2 separate regions of the Mus musculus genome follow, and region 1 is linked to region 2. A link is a loop called in an ENCODE intact Hi-C map of the cell type or tissue named here. Cell type or tissue: left cerebral cortex. All regions are shown on one strand. Each heading gives the region's core, and the rest is flanking DNA. Links, peaks and the distances in the headings are about the cores only. Region 1 overlaps Cerk (ceramide kinase). Region 2 overlaps Tbc1d22a (TBC1 domain family, member 22a).

What was found. Peaks named below come from ENCODE experiments on the same cell type or tissue, not always from the same donor. Only the 100,000 strongest peaks of a DNase experiment are listed, where the experiment ranks them.
Region 1: a loop joins it to region 2, with 2.0 times the contacts of the local background. A loop is called at or near these places in 9 of 42 quality-filtered maps.

Annotation. Positions count from the first base shown.
Region 1 is chr15:86,162,743-86,171,300 of GRCm38, forward strand. It overlaps Cerk (ceramide kinase), which reads right to left. Exons shown (of 13, transcript NM_145475.4): 2 at 3,080-3,193; 3 at 2,226-2,348. Among named protein-coding and RNA genes, the nearest start is that of Gm15569, 19 kb to the right of the region's middle. In left cerebral cortex, for the core only: no CTCF peak of the experiment used is centred there; a DNase peak (open chromatin) is centred at 4,744; H3K27ac peaks cover 1,386 bases.
Region 2 is chr15:86,223,447-86,232,004 of GRCm38, forward strand. The region is part of intron 1 of Tbc1d22a (TBC1 domain family, member 22a); the gene reads left to right. Among named protein-coding and RNA genes, the nearest start is that of Tbc1d22a, 13 kb to the left of the region's middle. In left cerebral cortex, for the core only: a CTCF peak has its summit at 4,973; a DNase peak (open chromatin) is centred at 4,957.

The DNA of each region.
Region 1 (8,558 bases), core at 3,240-5,739, 61 kb before region 2:
ACGGCCAGCCTAGGCTATTTGGTGAGTGTCAGGCCAGTGAGAGACCCTGTCTCAAATAAAAGTTGGGAGACTCTGGAGGAATGATATCCGAGATTATCCCCTGGCCTCTACACTTGCGTGTGCGCACACACCTACATATAGAGTGACAGACAGACAGACAGGCATACACACACAGCGATAATAGAACTAGAAGCTAAAAGTAGAATAGCTGAGTGCAGACTCGTGTGCTGTTTTATGGCCGTGGGAGTCTTCCGTGAGCTACAGAGAAAGAATAAAACTTCCAGTGGGCACACGTCTTTGATCCCAGCACTTTGGAGGCAGAGGCAGGCGGGATCTCTATGAGTTTGAGGCCAGCCTGGTCTACAGAGCAAGTTCCAGGACAGAGATACACAGAAAAACCCTGTCTCAAAAAACAAACAAACAAAAACAAAAAACTAACCAGAACCCCAGGATTCCAGGGAAGTCTGAGCCTACAGACTTAAGCCTGACTGAAGCTTGTGGAAACAAGACTGGGTGGAGGGGCAAGCAGTGGTGGTGGGGGGCATCGGGGTGGGGGGAGGGGAGGAAGAGTGGAGACCAGAAAGCAGGAGAAACTGGGGCAGCACAGAGAGTAGTAGCCAGGGGACAGAGCTAGCAACAGAAGGTCTAGAAACTCAGGGTGATCTTAGAAGGTAGCAGCAGGGAAGCCAGTCCCAGGACAAACTGATTTTAGAAAACCAGTTCTAACCACCCTAGGGTGATGATGGAGTGTTTCAGCCAGGCATGGTGGCACACGCCTTTAATCCCAGCACTTGGGAGGCAAAGGCAGGCAGATTTCCGAGTTCGAGGCCAAAAAAAGAGGGAGTGTTTCATGAAGAGGCCCTGGAGTTCAGTTGTTTCAAATACCTTATAATCCAGTTTCTCTCTTTCTCTCTCTCTCTCTCCCTCCCTCCCTCCTGCTCCCTCTGTCCCCCCTTCCCTTCCCCCCTCATATTATATTATATTATGTGTGGAAGTGAGGAGACAATTTAAGGGAACTGGTAGTCTCTTTCTGGCATGGGTTCTGGAGATGGAAGTGAATTTATCAGTGGCTGCCCCCCTTTTCTCTTGTCCACACCCCCTTCCTTCCCCCCCAACCTTTCCCCCACCTCTTGTGCTTAGAGAAAGTCTCACTATGCAGCACGGGCCAGCCTGGAATTGAAATGCCCTGCCTCCCTCCCAAGTGCTGGGATCTCAGGTATGTGCCATTATGCAAATTTTTTTATAATTCACTTTAATTTGTTTTTGTTTCCTTTTTATTCCTTTAGTGTGTGTGTGTACAGCATGTGATTGCACATGTATGCCTAGCTCACACACTCCAGGGCACATGCAGGATGTGTGAGACTCAGAACACAGCTTGAAGGTCTTGGCCCTCTCTCTCCACCACATAGAGGTCTAGGGGGTTGAACTCATGTCTTCTGTGTGGGTGGCAAGTGTTTTTTACCCACGGAGCCATCTCAACGGCCCTACAATTTACTTTTTAAAATTCATATATCATGTGGGTGGTGGTGGCACGAACCTTTAATCTCTGCACTTGGGAGGCAGGAGCAGGCAGATCTCTATGAGATGGAGGCCAGCTTGGTCTATAAAGTGAGTTCTAGGATAGCCAGAGATACAAAGAGTAACCCTGTTTCAAAAATATTTTTTTAATTTTAAAAAATCATATACTAGTTTAATGCCCCAAAAGGTAAAAAGCTATTATCCAAGTCTAAAGCTGAATTAGCTGTTGCCTTTGTACGTAAAATTATAACATGACCCAGTATTACGGGTGCAAAAAGAACAAGCCACCATGTTTAAAGTGACAAGAAACTGGTCCCTTGGCACATATTAAACAAGGCACTGGGCTCTGCGGCACTTGAGAGGCTACACTCCCAGAAAGTAAGAAGTCGTTCTCCCACATTCTGTTCAGTCCTCATTTACACCTGGAAAATATTGGCACCCACCCCACTTACAGAGAAAAGAGAAAGATAATGAGGCTCTGGGGCCTGACGGATTTGCTTCAGTCTCCCTACTCCTAAGCAGAGGCTGGGCCAGGACAGCAGCTGCAGAGTCTATACCCGTCTGCTCCCCACACTGGGACTCTCTAAGCTGGAAACATAAAAACAAAGCAAAGGGATCCATCACGTCCACCTGGGTCAGGTCACTGAGTCCCGCGTGCCACCACAGCTGTGCTGCCTGGCAACAAATCCGAAAGCTCGCCCACGTACTCAGGCTCTCCAGCAGCCCACGGAGGGTCTGCAGCCACAGGTGACACAGCTGCTCGTCGGCGCTCCAGAAGGTCACCCGTGCCCACTTCCAGCGGTGATGTCGTACTCGCTTCACACGGTGGACTGTGTGAAAACCAACACTGGTTAGCAGCATCTACCGCTACAGAAGGGAGACCTCAGGGCTGGGAGTCTCTTTTCTCCACCCCTCATCTCACTGCAGGACTGCCCGGATGGCCAAACCACACCACCTTGAGGAGTTCAGTTGTGCTCCCTTGCAAAAGATCACCCCAGCAAGACTGGTTGACAGTTTACACCCCCTTTGTAGAGGCTCAGAGAGGACGGCAAGAGATCCTCACTTGAATAACCCGTTGCCCTGAACCATTGGGCAGTGCTGCGCATGGTCAGGGGGCGGGGCCAGAGTATATGGGGGGTGGTGGGGACTAAAGCTGAGGCTCAAGCTATGTGGTTATAAGAGAAACCCAGATCCCTGTTGGGTGAGGGACACCACACCTTTGTAAGTAAGTCCTCGTCTAGGCTCTGTAAAGAAGCCCGATAAATTCATCAGTTTCCCCAAGAGCGAACTTTGGTGCTAAATTGCCTGGGTTTGTCCTTGAGACGCTGGGAGGAGGTAGAATTTTAGCAACACAGGGAGAGACAGAGAGCCCTTTACATACACGTTTTCCCAGCCCCCAAAATAGATTTTGAATGATTGCTATCAGAGTCTGTGAAGATGAGCCAGTCACTGGCTTTGATAAGACCTTCTCCGAGGTCTTCATGGAGCTAACTGGGGTCGGGGGTGGGGTGGAGGGACAGGGGAGGGCCTGGGGAGTTGGCAAACACTGAGGCCCCCTCACCTGTGAATGCGAACGGATTTTCCATTTTATGCCATCGGCCACTGGAGGCGTGTTTCTCGCAGTCGTCTTTTTCCTCAACAGCGATGATCTCCGACACCAGTACCGAGCGGGCATCTACAAAGACACCACACTTAGATCCGAGGACCCATCAGAGCTACACAGACAGAAAAGCCTCCCCCCCCACCCCACCCCAAACTCCGAAGGCTGCGCATAATCGTTCCTACACTCATTCCATAACCCCAAACACAAAGGAAGGCGAGGGTTGACAAGATGGCGCTTGATGTCCGGCGTGAAATCCTGGGATCTGCAGGGTGGAAGGGGGAAACCAGCTTCTCCTGGTTGTCCTCTAACTTCCCCGAACACACCCTGGCACGCACCCTCTCCCAACAAATAAACAGCAATCTTTTTTTCTTTTTCTTTTTCTTTTCTTTTTTTTAAAGAAGGAAGGAAAGCAGGCAGGAAGGTTGGAGGTCATGCCACTCAGAACAAGAGGCAGCTTGGTGTCATCGGAGGGCAGACTCGAGCTGTGACCCTTACATGGTCTGTCTGTTCAGCTATTTAAGCCACAAGTGCTGATTGCTGAGTCAGCTATTGTACTATGTGAGGCGTGTTCTGGACGTGTTCTCTGTTCTGAGGCCTAAAGTGGCTCAGAAATCCAAGAGGGATAGAAGACACATAATAAAGGATGCCAGGGCCACCAAAGTATGTGAGAATCTGGGTCCAGTCTGTGGAGAAGTGTTCCAGGGAAGCTGGGCTCTGATTGGATGCAAGAAGATGGGACGACTTGGGCCCAGAATAGCGTGTTTTCTCAACCTGTTGATCAATACTTCTTTGGGTCATGTCTCAGACATTGGATATTACATTTCTTTATATATTTATTTATTTATTTTTGGTTTTTCAAGACAGGGTTTCTCTGTGGAGCCCTGGCTGTCCTGGAACTCACTCTGTAGACCAGGCTGGCCTCAAACTCAGAAATCGGCCTGCCTCTGCCTCCCGAGTGCTGGGATTAAAGGCGTGTGCCACCACTGCTCGGCTTACATTACAATTCTTAACAGTAGCAACATTACAGTTATGAAATAGCAATGGAAGAATTTTATGATGGGGGTGGGGGGCACCACAACGTGAGGCACTGTATTAAAGGGCTGTAGCACTAGGAAGGTTGAGAACCACTGGCCTAGAGAATCACAGCTCCAGGCAATCTTTTGGTTTGATTCTGTTGCTTTGAGTTAAGTACAGTCTTTCTAGATATCCCAGATTAGCCATGGACTCTCAATCCTCCTGCCTCAGCCTCTTGAGTGCATATGGGTGTACCCCGTCATGCCTGGTGACTAAAAATCTCTAACCCAGTAGCTCAGAGAGAGGCAGACTGGTCTAAACTTGCTTGACGCATGCTGTAATTACTTAACTTGGATCAAAAGAAAGTTCTAGGCTGGGCACGCAGCCTTGGGAAATAACAGGTTCCGACAGAAGCTGTGGGCTGAGGCTATGCCGGTCAGGGGGAGCAGAGGCAATTACAGACACAGCATCCTCTTTGAACACAGGCTGGACTCCCAATGCTTCTTTATGAATCACCTTGTATTTTTGTACAGATGAACATTGCTACCTGCTGGCTTCCTAGGTTGGCTCTCAACCCTGCAGTCTAGCTAAAAAAATCCTGCGTCTCTGCCAGCACCCAAATTAGCAGGCCATGCTGTGGTGGCACCTGTGATCCCTTTGTGGTAGTATTTTTCCCCAAGTTGGTGCCATTGAAATTGGGTCATCAGAACCTGGAAGGTTCGATCTGAGCCATGAAAGGATTGTAGTCATGCCCCCAGAATCCCCAGAGGCACATACACTGGGAGGGGCTGAACTGAGCAGGATCAAGCCCATTGCCTTGTGGACCCTGTGCCCACCCTGGGTCTGGGGCCACCCTCAGCATTCCACAGGTGGCTGCCTCCTGGGATTCCCATTTTTATACCATTGTGCCTCCGAAATTCAGTTTTTAGCTGCTTCTAATTCTCCCTTCCCTAGTCTTCCCCTTCCCTCACCCCACACAGCTCCTCGTTACTCCTGCGAGGATGTTACTCAGGACAGGCCCTGTGACAGACATCTGGACACCTTCTACATAGCAAGTAGCTTGCCACCAGCAGCCAATTCTCCGACATGGCCCCTCCCTTCTCCTGCAACTTACCCATCTTCCCCATTTCTGGGGATGTTGACCTGGCCCTCATGGAGCCGCCTCCAAATCCTGCCCTGCTTGTGACCCTGCACCCACTCCCTGTACCCACCCGACCTCTGACTGCCTCCTTCCTGCAACACCAGGAGGTGACAGAGGCACATCTCTGTGCTGTTATGGCTCACCTGCCAAGCTCACATCAGGTCCTCAGAACAAACCTGAGGCAGTGACCCTCTGATAAAGCCCCCTGTGCTTTGAGTCTAGGACCACTGAGGGCAGACTTCAAGCATTTCCCAGTGCCTCTTATTCATAACTGTGACTGTCCCTAAGAATCAGGTGACAGAAGTCACAGCTGCTAAGCACAGTCGTGGAGTGAGATAAGCATCTGATGTTCAGAAGACTAAGAGGCAACCGTGTTACATCACAAAATAACTAAAGTGTGCTAGTGACGGTTGGACAACTCTCTTAAAAGTGTGCCCACGAATCATGCTTCATCTTACATATTCAGAGGGAGTCTCAGACCAAGAAAGGAGAGAACAGTGTCCTAATGTCCCTGATGTCACATGCTCTGCTGGCCAGACCCCAAAGGCCATGCTGCACCAGGGACCCCACACAGCCACGCAGCCCACAGTACATTCCACAGCTGCCGTTGCACACAAGCCACACCACGGCTCATGTGACACTGGCATTGTCCCTTGGTGGGAACAAAAGCTCTAAAACCAGCACTGTTTAGATCCCCACAAGCATAACCGGATGGGTGAATTGGGAGGCGGAAAAACATTGAACTAGGGTAAGTCACATGAGCTGTCAGGAGGGACTCAGGCCTGGCGTGGGGGGGGGGAGGGGCTGGGGAGATCTTGTGATTGAGCTAGTGGTTCCGGAGAGAACAACAGTAGGAAGAGGGTAGGCCAAGAAGCAGTGAGGGACAAGGAGTCAGGGATGCAAGGAGAGAGGGGCTCTATGATGGGAATGTCATGTAGGGTGTAGGAGATTGTAGCATCTCCCTGCTAGGGACTGGGCGGGGCTAAGGGAAGGGAAGGAATGAGGATCTGTGGACAAAGAAGAACGGCTCGATAAAAATGACCTATCAGAAACCTGAGCTATCATCAGTGGCGCTGTGCTTCCAACAGGCCCCCCATCCCTGCACAGCACCTCTACATCTTCTACACCCCCACCTCTACATCCAATGCCTTGTGCCAGGAAACTGAGACTGTCAGTCACAGGGGTCAGTGGCGAGAACTGTGTGACTCAGAGGTATTGAAGGAGCTGGCATCTGGACCTCTTGGGGTGGAATGCCCCTCAAACAAGTTCTCTGATATGCAGTCTAGACCGTACGGGGAGATGCCCACACACCAGGATGGCCACATGGACACTTGATGACATCAACCACAGCAACTGAGAACAGGAGGGGGACCCTGGCAAACAGCTGGCCAGGCAGGAATTCTGGGCCCTTTCTTTTCCTATAGAATGCTATATTTCTCTGGTACACGTCCTCATACACTACCAGCAAGGTTAGAAGGTTCACAGAGACCCGGGATGAGAAGTGCAGTTTTTCCCAGACCAGGCAGGCCCCGAGCCTGTGTGATGAGGACACTGGCAACAGGCTGCCCTTCAGGGAACTTTCTGCTTTGAAGGGAAAGAAATAAGAAAGCCAGGGCTAGGCATAGCTCATCTGGTCCAAGAACGGTATGCTGTCTTGCTGTGCCCTGTGCTGTCTAGGCTGCAGCTGGGATGTGCCAAGAGCAGCCAACTTTCTCATGCTTCTACACTCAGCTTGCCAGGCAGCCTCGGCCATGAGTGGTGGATGTTACCCTAGGCTCTTGTAGATCCTGTTCCTGATCACAGAAAAGCAGTGGCTGACAGTCATTAGGCACGTCCCCTTCCCTTTAATAAAATAATGGCTGGCTATGACTCAGAGTCAAATGTCCTGGATCGCTACAAAGGATATTAACTTCCTTTTCCAGGACCTCACAGTCAGACTGCGGGTCAGCCTTAGGGCAGGAGCAGTGAGTGTCCAAGACACAAAAGATGACAGATGCTGTGGCCCACAGCCCAAAAGGACCAAGCCCACACCCGCATTGTGCAGTCTCTACCTGTCCCCTCACAGGGACCACAGTACCATTCACTGTGCCAGTCACACACCTGATGTGGGGACACAGAGTGCTGCTCCTGGTGCCCCCACCATTCTGAGAGGTGGCCCTGTTTATGGTGTTGCTGTCCTGAGTACACCAAAGTGGGGCCCCAACCTGTTGTGGGTACAGAGGCCAGTTCACTCTAACCTCCAGTGCCCCCAACACTGTGTAGGACGAGGTAAGCACTCATAGGTGTCCTTGCCCACTCCATTTGGGACTCTGGATGCGTCCCCATCAGCCTGTTGCACAAGGACCTAGCCAATCGTGGGTCCAACCCTGGACTCCTTACTACCAGCAAACTAGTCATCTCCTCAGGCCCCGAGAAGACAGTCTTCTTCACTCGGCTTGTGATTTGTTTTGCAATCCATGCCATTGCTTTGCTGGGCTGACGAGAAGCTAGAATGATGATGGTTTTTCAAATCATTCTACATACTTGTCCAGAGGGCCTAGTTGGAGGAGTGAGGTCCACCTCGAAGTGCCACCTTCTTGCCGGTGGCACGAGCACTGAGAAGTCACTCTCTCCTTCAAGCCAGAGCGAGTTTCTGCCCCCCCCCAGAGAAATCTACCCTTTTCCTTCAGAATCCAGAGGTTAGAGTAACCCCTGCCCCCTCCTACCTTCCTGGTACAGGCCAAGTGAACTTTGGTAGTGCCTCCCAGGGACCCCTTCCAGACACCCTTGCCTCATGAGTCACCCCACCTCCACCCCCATCATTCCAGCTTCTCGTCAGCCCAGCAAAGCAATGGCATGGATTGCAAAACAAATCACAAGCCGAGTGAGGAAGACTGTCTTCTCGGGGCCTGAGGAGATGACTAGTAGGTAAAATGCTTGCTGAACAAGCATAGGGGCTCAGGTTCGATCCCCAGCACCTACTTGGAAAGTCAGTTACAGTTCGTGTGGGGCTTGTTTGTGATCCAGGGGTTTGGGGGTGGGTGGGTAGAGACAGGACACCCCAGAGGTTCATTGGCCAGACATTCTAGTCCCAGGTCTGAAAAAGAGAGCCTGCCTCAAAAAGCAAATTGAGGTTGGGGAGGGGAAGTTAAGTGTGGGAGAAGGGGCTGGAGAGATGGCTCAGTGATTAAGAGCTCTGGGTCTAATTTCCAGCAACCACATGGCAGCTCATGGCTATCTGTAACTCCAGTTCCAGGAGATCTGACTCCCTTTCCTGGCCTGTGCAGGCACCAGGAACACATG
Region 2 (8,558 bases), core at 3,427-5,926:
CCGGAAAACCAAGGCACGAGGTGGGACTCGAACCCACGATCTTGTAACCGGAAAACTAAGGCACGAGGTGGGACTCGAATCCACACTCTTGTAACTGGAAAACCAAGGCACGAGGTGGGACTCGAACCCACGATCTCGTAACCGGAAAACCAAGGCACGAGGTGGGACTCGAACCCATGATCTCGTAACCGGAAAACTAAGGCACGAGGTGGGACTTGAACCCACACTCTTGTAACCGGAAAACCAAGGCACGAGGTGGGACTCGAACCCACGATCTCATAACCGGAAAACTAAGGCACGAGGTGGGACTCGAACCCACGATCTCGTAACCGGAAAACCAAGGCACGAGGTGGGACTCGAACCCGTGATCTCAGAACCCTAAAACCAAGGCACGAGGTGGGACTCGAACCCACGATCTCATAACCCTGAAACCAAGACACAAATTCACAAACCAAGACACAAATTCAGTGGTGCCACACTTAGACAACAGACAACATGTAAGACGCACACAAACAAACGTACCTCCAAGGGGTCTTTTGGGGTTCCTGGGTGTCACGCAGATCTCGCTGGGGCCTCCAAATGAAAGAACCTAGTGGGGAAACCCCCACTCAATTCCCATTCGGCGTGCACCCAAGAATCATGAACAGACGACTATCTTGATGTAAAAGCATGAGGTAGTTTAATGACAGAGCTCCGGGCCGACACATATCTCCCGCAGGAGACAGAGGTGTCGACCACATGGTGGAGCCATAATGGCGGAGCTCCGGGTCGAAATGTATCTCACACAGGAGACAGTGGTTCCCTTGGGGTTATTTCTTATGTAGTTAATATACCATGAGGGCAGCAAATGCACTCAGCTCCCTGCTGTGTCCAGAGAAAAAGAGGAGTGTGGAGAAGGGAAGACAGTGAGACTTGCTCTGCTCTCTTCCCTAACTCTCCATGCTCCATCAGGATGAGGGCCATGGTAACTTGCCATGGTCCTGGGCAGGAGAATGACCTTTCTCTTCCTGCAGCTTAGCCCTCTCCCTAACCCTCCCCCCTAGAGATCTGTGACTTCCCAGTACCTGCCATGTGGAGCCTTGCAGACTGTTCTGTGACAGGAGTCCAGCACCAGGAACCAAGCTTTCTGCCAGCAAGGTGGCTGGCTGTAAGGACTTCACCCAGAAGTTGGATGTGGGGAGTATCACTTGGCCTCTGGAGCAGCCATGGGTGACCATGTTCTCCTTCTAGTATGGAGTCTAGGGATAGATTCCTAAAACTCATTTCTAGAGCAGGGTGTCCATGCTGTGCCTGTGTCATGGAGGTGGGAGTCCCAGAGCTGATTGGTGACAGGGCTGTGGGATTGTTTTCTGAGTGGTCCAGGCCTTATAGTGGTTGGTGGGGCATGGGACTGTGGTTTGCCTTTCACTGATGAAGCTTGCTTAGAGCCCTGTGGCTTGTCAGCAGAATCAAGATTTGAACTGGAGGAGGACTGTCATAGCACACAACTTCTCATCTCTGTCTCGTCCTCTAGCTGTGCATCTCTAAAAAGCTGACTCACCCCAGCCCACTGGAACTGGGCCCTCCAGGGGTAGCTTAGACTCCCACCAGCTTCTCAGAGCCTTCAGGGTGTGTTGGGCTTCTCGCCACCCGAAGAGCGCTGAGCTCCAGAGCTGCCAGGCTGCATTTAGGCATGTCTCTGGGTTTGCCGGGTTAGGCAAGCTGCTTCTAGGCTCATGCTGGTGTGCAGATAAGAGGCAGAGGTGTCACAGGGTCTGAGGGAGTGTGACCACTGTTCTTCCCATTCCTGTGGCTTGTCCTAGAGACTGCTATTGTGAGGATGCCAGACTTTCTGTTCTCCTTTTTTGAAATGTTGTTTCCTCTTTTCTTGGCATAGTAAGGAGGTTCCACCTTCGCTGTTCCCTCCCAGTTCAGGGCACAGCTGTGGAGTCTCCCATGCAGCGAGCTCAGGGCTGAGGCTGCTGCTGGGACTGGAGAGACAGTGCAGGCGGATCCTGGCCTGGCATTGAGTCCCTACATGTGCTGTTTACTCTCCCTGCATGGGCTGCAGTGAGGAAGCTCAGTCTTGGCACAAGGCTGCTGCTCCTCTGTGAGCTGGCTGGACCGTTGTAGGCATGTATATTCAGCCTAGAGCCCTTCTTACCTCATGTGAAGCATTGGTCTGTCCCACATATCCTCCTGGGTGTACTCTTTCATTCTAGGATCACCCTCTGAGAATGCACTCCAGGCCTGATGTGTGCCCAGGGCTTGTCCAGCATGCTGATCTGCTGTCTTCCTTTACTTTAGTGGTTCCAACCTTCCTGGTGTTGCGACCCTTTAATACAGTTCTTCATCTTGTGGTGACCCCCAACCATAACATTATTTCATTGCTGCTTCATAACTGCAAATTTGCTACTGTTACGAATCAAAATGTAAATATCTGCTATGTGACCCTTGTGGGGGTCGTGACCCACAGGTTGAGAACTGCTTCTCTCCATGCACACTGAGCCTGCCTGAACTAGCCACTGTGCACTAGCCAGATCTGAATGTCAGAGGTCCAGAGCTGCTGTCTGCTTGTTCCCTTATACATGTTTCTGTGCTGGCCTGAAAAGAGCATCTTCTCTGAACATTCTTACTCCAAGGCCAGATGGGCCATGCTAATCCCTGTCATCTGAATAGAGATGAGCTCTTACTGGGTGACGAGGGATGCTGCCTGTGGACATATGTGCAAGTAGAGAGGCAGGGCAAAGACCAGGTACTGAAGAGGGGCAAGTCCATCAGTGTCACTGTGGACCTTAGTGGCAGGGACAGCCTAGGGAGCTGCCTTGTTAGAACCTGCGATCTTGTGACTGAATTGTGGCCATTCCTCCTTTACTGTTCTTTGTGCTGTGTCCTAATGAATTGTCTACCTTGTGAAGCAACCCTGCCGCCCTTGTTTCTCTCTTCCCTTTGGGTGTTAGCATTGGCTGCTGCTGGTGTGTGGTATTTGATGAGACTTAATCGAGCTGTGTCGTGCAGAACAGACAGTATTTTATGGTGCCCCTCAAGCAAAGGCCAAGCTGGAGAATTTGATGTACTCTCCTGACTGGTAAGGGCTGTTCTGGCCAAAGTCCTAATGTGGCACATACCTCAGAGATTTTCTTTCTCTCTTGGGCATTTCCTCAGTGTCTTCAGCCCGTCCTGCCCCACACCAGCCTTCAAGAGGTGCCCCTGATTCTTGGGCTGCATTATTATCACTTTCTTCCCTTCTCAGCTCCCCTTCTTGAGCTGTCATTTTGGGGAGGGGTAGCTTCAAGACAGGGTTCTTCTGTGTATACCTGGCTTTCCTGGAACTTTCTGAGTAGACCAAGTTGGCCTTGAACTCAAGAGATCCATTTGCTTCCGCCTCCTAAATTCTGGGATTAAAGGTGTGAGCTGCTGATGCCTGCCTGCCTGCCTTCCTTCCTTCCTAATTTCCTTCCTAATTTATTTCCTTTCTTCCTTTCTTCCTTCCTTTCTTTCTTCCTTCCTTCCTTCCTTCCTTCCTTCCTTCCTTCCTTCCTTCCTTCCTTCCTTCCTTCCTTCCTAGCTGTCATTTTAATGGGTGCTTCCTTGTCCTGAAAAAGATAAATTTTTCTAGCCCCCTTGGGGCTGTGAGGTATCTGCTCCAGGGCGCTGTTCCTCTGTCATCTCTTTGCTGCCCTTCCATGGCTCACCATGTCATGTGCTGCCCTCTGTGGAGATTGCCCTGCTTGCATGTGAGTGAGAGCCTGTGTTGAGTAACAGGGCTGCCACCTGTGGCCTCCATGATGTGCTTGCTTGCTTGTTCTCCATGGCTGAGCCCTTCCTACCTGTGTTGTTCTGGGATCTGTGTAGGGTAGACACTGGAGCATAACTAACAGCCCCTCTCAGTACACTCCGGTTACCAAGGAATCCTTGTAAAGTTTTCTTTCTCTGCTTTGAGGGGATGTAAAGTCCCTGTTCTTTTCATGTGAAGCCCCCTGATTTGTTTACTTGTTTGTTTATGTTTGGCCTGTGGCCTCCTTCCTTCTATATAGTGATATAATTTACATATTATACAATTTACCCAGTTAAAATGTTCACAATTTAAATCTCTCTCTCTCTCTCTCTCTCTCTCTCTCTCTCTCTCTCTCTCTCTCTCTCTCTCTCTCTCTCTGTGTGTGTGTGTGTGTGTGTATAGGTAAAACCACAACCTATCTGTCTATGAAGAACAGAAGACAATGTTTGGGAGTCTGATCTCCTTTCATCTTGTGGACTCTGAGATTCAAACTCAAGTCTACTTGTGTCTTATTCAAGGAGCCATCTTGCCAGCCAGACATTCAGGATTTTAAAATGCATATTTAGAATTATGTAATTATGATCACAGTTGACTTCAGATACTTTCATTCCAAGAAAGAGAAACCATATCTTCTTACGCCTTTACTTTCTACCCTTTCCCAGGAAACCTGTAATCTACCCTGTCTCTGTGGGTGAATCTTTAGACATTTCCTACTGTATTCATACAGCAGCATATCTTGGTAACTTTTTGTTTGTTTGAGATGGGGCCTCATTGTGTATCCCAGGCTGATTTTGACCTACTACCCTCTTGCCTCAGCCTCTTGAGTTCTGTTTGACCTCCTTTTTGCTTAGCACATATATATTTCTAGACAGAGATTTCCTGTATAGTCCTGGCTGTCCTAGAACTCACTCTGCAGAGCAGACTGGCCTCGAACTCAGAGATCTGCCTGTCTCTGAATGTTGGGATTAAAGGTGTGTGCCACCACTGTCCAGCTTGCTTGGCATATTTTTAAGGCTTGTCTATGTTACAGCTTGAGACACTTGGGGTGTTCCTTGGTTTACAGTAGGATTCCATCCTGGTGCCCTGTTGTAAGGGGAAAGTGCACAGAGCTCTGCGGCACACCAGATCTCCTAACCTAGGGCTATACTGACTGTGAAGCACCACGATCTCTGCTCTTGCTGTAGGCTGGCAGGAACTGGGGCTCACTGCTGCCACCCAGTATTGAGAAAAGGTATTGCATCACATATTACAAGCCTGAGAAAGATTACAGGTCAAATGTGTGTTTTCTGCTTAGTATTTATTACTCTCACACCCTTGTGAAATTTGGAAATTGTCTGAGCCATCGTAAGTTGGGGACCATTTGTAATTTCCTCACTCCCTGCTTGAGACGGGGTCTGGCTATGTAGGATGACCTTGAACTCAGTTCTCCTACCTTTGCCCCCTGACTGCTGGGATTACAGGTAGGCAGCACATAGCTGGTTTCATTCATGCATCATTTTTATGATTTAATATTCCATTGTGAACACTTCACCTTCATTCCCTGTTCACTTGACAGACTTTATAGGCCCTTTCCTTGTTGTCTGCTTGCTGTGCTGGGCTGTGGGGCTTTCTGTTCATCAGATCTGTATGACCTGCCTCTCTAAAAACTGCTGCACTTTGACCCTTCTGGCTCAGTGAAGCAGTGCCTTACAAGAGTCGGTCTCTTGTGACCCTAGAGCAGTGGTTCTCAACCTCTGGGTTGCACCCCTTTTGGGGGTCAAATGACTCTTTCATAGGGATTGTCTAAGACTATCGGAAAATACATATTTACATTATGATTCATAACAGTAGCAAAGTTACAGTTATGAAGTAGTAATTTTAAACTGGGGGGTTGCCACAACCTGAGGAACTGTATTAAAGTGTTGCACATTGGGAAGGCTGAGAACCACTGTCCTAAAGCCTTGTCCCTTAGAAGACTAGTTAGAGATAGAGACCACCTGCGGTGACTGCGGCCCCTAGAGCTCTAGCATGTCCTCCAGCAGGAAGAAGCGTCACACACAGTGGAGGTTGCTGAGTCTTTGCGCCCAGGTTCCTTTCCCTGCTTCTACACAGTCACTGTCCTGCGCTACGCCTTCATTGTCATGCATCCTGTACTGAGCTTCTTCAAAAGTTCCAGTCTCCAGCTTCCTGCCCTGCTTAATTTCCTGCCCCGACTTCTCTCAGTGATGGACAGTACCTGGAAGTGTAAGATGAAACAACCCCCTCCCGCCCCCCATCCTAGGTTGCTTTTTTGGTCATGGTGTTTATCACAGCAATAGAAAGGTAACTAAGATACACGTGATAGGAATTATTTTTGCATTCAGGTACACATGCAAAAAGGACAAGGTTTTGCACCAACATTTACTAGTGACATGTGTTGTACATTAAATATACATGGGTATTTTTAACTTGCTTTCAGTGTTCTGTTGGTGAGTTAATCTCATCTCTGTCCACCACGGTTAGCGCCTGCTCTGTCTGGCTTGGTTGGTACCTCGTCTGTGTTTACACTCACAGGCCCTGCTTCCTTTGTACTCAGTCCTCAGGTGGTAGCGAGCATCTAGGAGAGAGAGCTTGGAGCCTTCTGCGCGCTGGCTACGGGTCTTATCACATTCAGCATCTTGGTCATGCATGTCCTGGAGGTGTGGCTCAGCACACAGGAGGCCGCAGCTCTGATGCCCAGCCCTGCTAAGACTTTTTAGCTGCCTGTGTAGTGTCACAGACTTTGCTGAGTCTCTTTCCTTATGTGCTTACACAAGAGGTTTTGTGTCTCTGTGGCAGGACGTGGCGTTATGTCACGTGTCCTTGCTTTCACAAAGTATCCCTAGGGTGCTGTATAACTGTAGAGTCTTAAAAGATATATAATTTATTCAATAATTTCAAGAGCATATTTATGTACTTTTTTGGGGGAGTGGGTCAGAGAGCCTGCACACATACCTCTGCAGCGCGCCCCCAGCTATGAGTATTCTTCCAGAAAGGTTTCCTTATCTGAGGTAAGTATGCGTGCCACTTGCCAGGCCTTTTCAGTGGCTCCACTGAAGTCTGTTTTTCTTCTTTAGCAATGCTAGACCAAATAAATGCAATTTTAATAAGATAAAAACGAGGCTCCTTTAAGTCTGAGCTTGAACTTTGTTGGAACATTTTCTACTCAATAAACACAAGTGGTTTGCCTATGAAGAATTAATGAGTTTCCTGTTCTGCTGGGAGGGAAAGGCCTGAAATCTTTGATAATGCTGCAGAGACTTTTATGAAAATGACATGCAAATAGTGCCCTGCAGGCCAAGCTGCCTACTGTTTTGAATATAAATATATTGGGAATAGAAGAAGCCTGTGAGTATTAGAGGCAAGAGAGATTGGCAGTTGTGACAGGTGCTCTCTGTGGGTCACTTTCTGTATACAAAGTGCTACCACTGTGGCTGTCTTGGCCACGGTGTGTACTTGACTTCTGTTTGGATGCCAGGCTTCACCCAGGTAAACCCTCTCCGCCACACATCCACAACTGTACCCTGTAAAAATTCTCATTTCCTCTCCCAGGCCGAGGAACTTAAGGACCAGAGAGTTGACTCGTTTTGAGTTTTACCAACCAGTAAGTGTTGGCCCTGGAATTGGAACCTGGACCCTTTGACTCTTCATCTTGAGAACACTGCACCAGGGTCAGGCACCCCTGAGATTTGGAGAAAGGCTACTCTAGGTTGTGTATGATCTGAGTAACTATATACCTGTTCTCTCCCTTGACAAACAGCACATTTCTGATTCTCCTGGGTTCTGTAAAATGCAGGTAATGCACAGGGCTGTGGGGGCTTGGTTCTTGCCTCAGGATGTTCTGGAAGTCACTGGAAGGACTGGAAGGTTAGGGCTGAAGTAAGGCTCTTCACTTTTTTGTCTTACTGTGGTCAGTGACTGCTACAGGAGGTTAGTTATGATGGGTCAGTTGAGATGGGTACTCACGGGCACTTCTTGGGACTAATACTCAAAGAGTATTGCCTGGGGTACAAGAGAGAAAATCCAGCCAGTCAGGTGGAAGCTCTAGTCAGGGTTCAGCAAGCATGTTAGTTCTTCTATTTTATATCCTGTGTAACTGCACCCATCCCTCATGCCCCATATAACTGCACCCACCCACTTCAAATCTATGTAGCTGTGCTTACCCACGTAAAGTGTGAGCCTTCCTCCATTGCTCTTCACCTTTTCACTGAGGCAAGGTGTGTCAGTCAACCAGAACTGTTTGGTGTGGTGCCATTGGTCCTGCTAACCAAGCTGTCCCAGGCTTCCTCTGTCTCCCCCTCCCTGGGTTGGAATTACAGATGAACTACCATGCTCACTTATACATCTGGGGTTACATGTGAGTCCTGGGGTTTCAGATTCCTGTCCTCTTAACTACTGAACATCTCCCAGGCCCCATCTGTCTAGAATTTTCTGCCTGCCTCTCTTTTCTTAGGTTCAGGTATACCTCTTTTCCAAGGGAAAACCAGCACTGGGTTTAATGTGAGTGCGTGCTGTGTTCCCATAGGAATGACCACAGGGCATTCTAACACTAGGCTACTGTTCTCTTTGATAGGCACACTATTCTGATGGCTGTACAGGAAAGGGTAACACGCCCACAGTTCTAGATGTGGACATCTTTTGGTGGGACTGCTATTTGCTGGCCATACAGCACAAATGACACAGAAGGAATTCTCACTTTGCAAATCAGTAAGCAGGTGAATCCTTGTTAGCAGATGGACACAGGATATGAGTAGTTTACAAAAGAAGAGGTACCAGTGGAAAAAATATCTCAGGCACAGAGCCA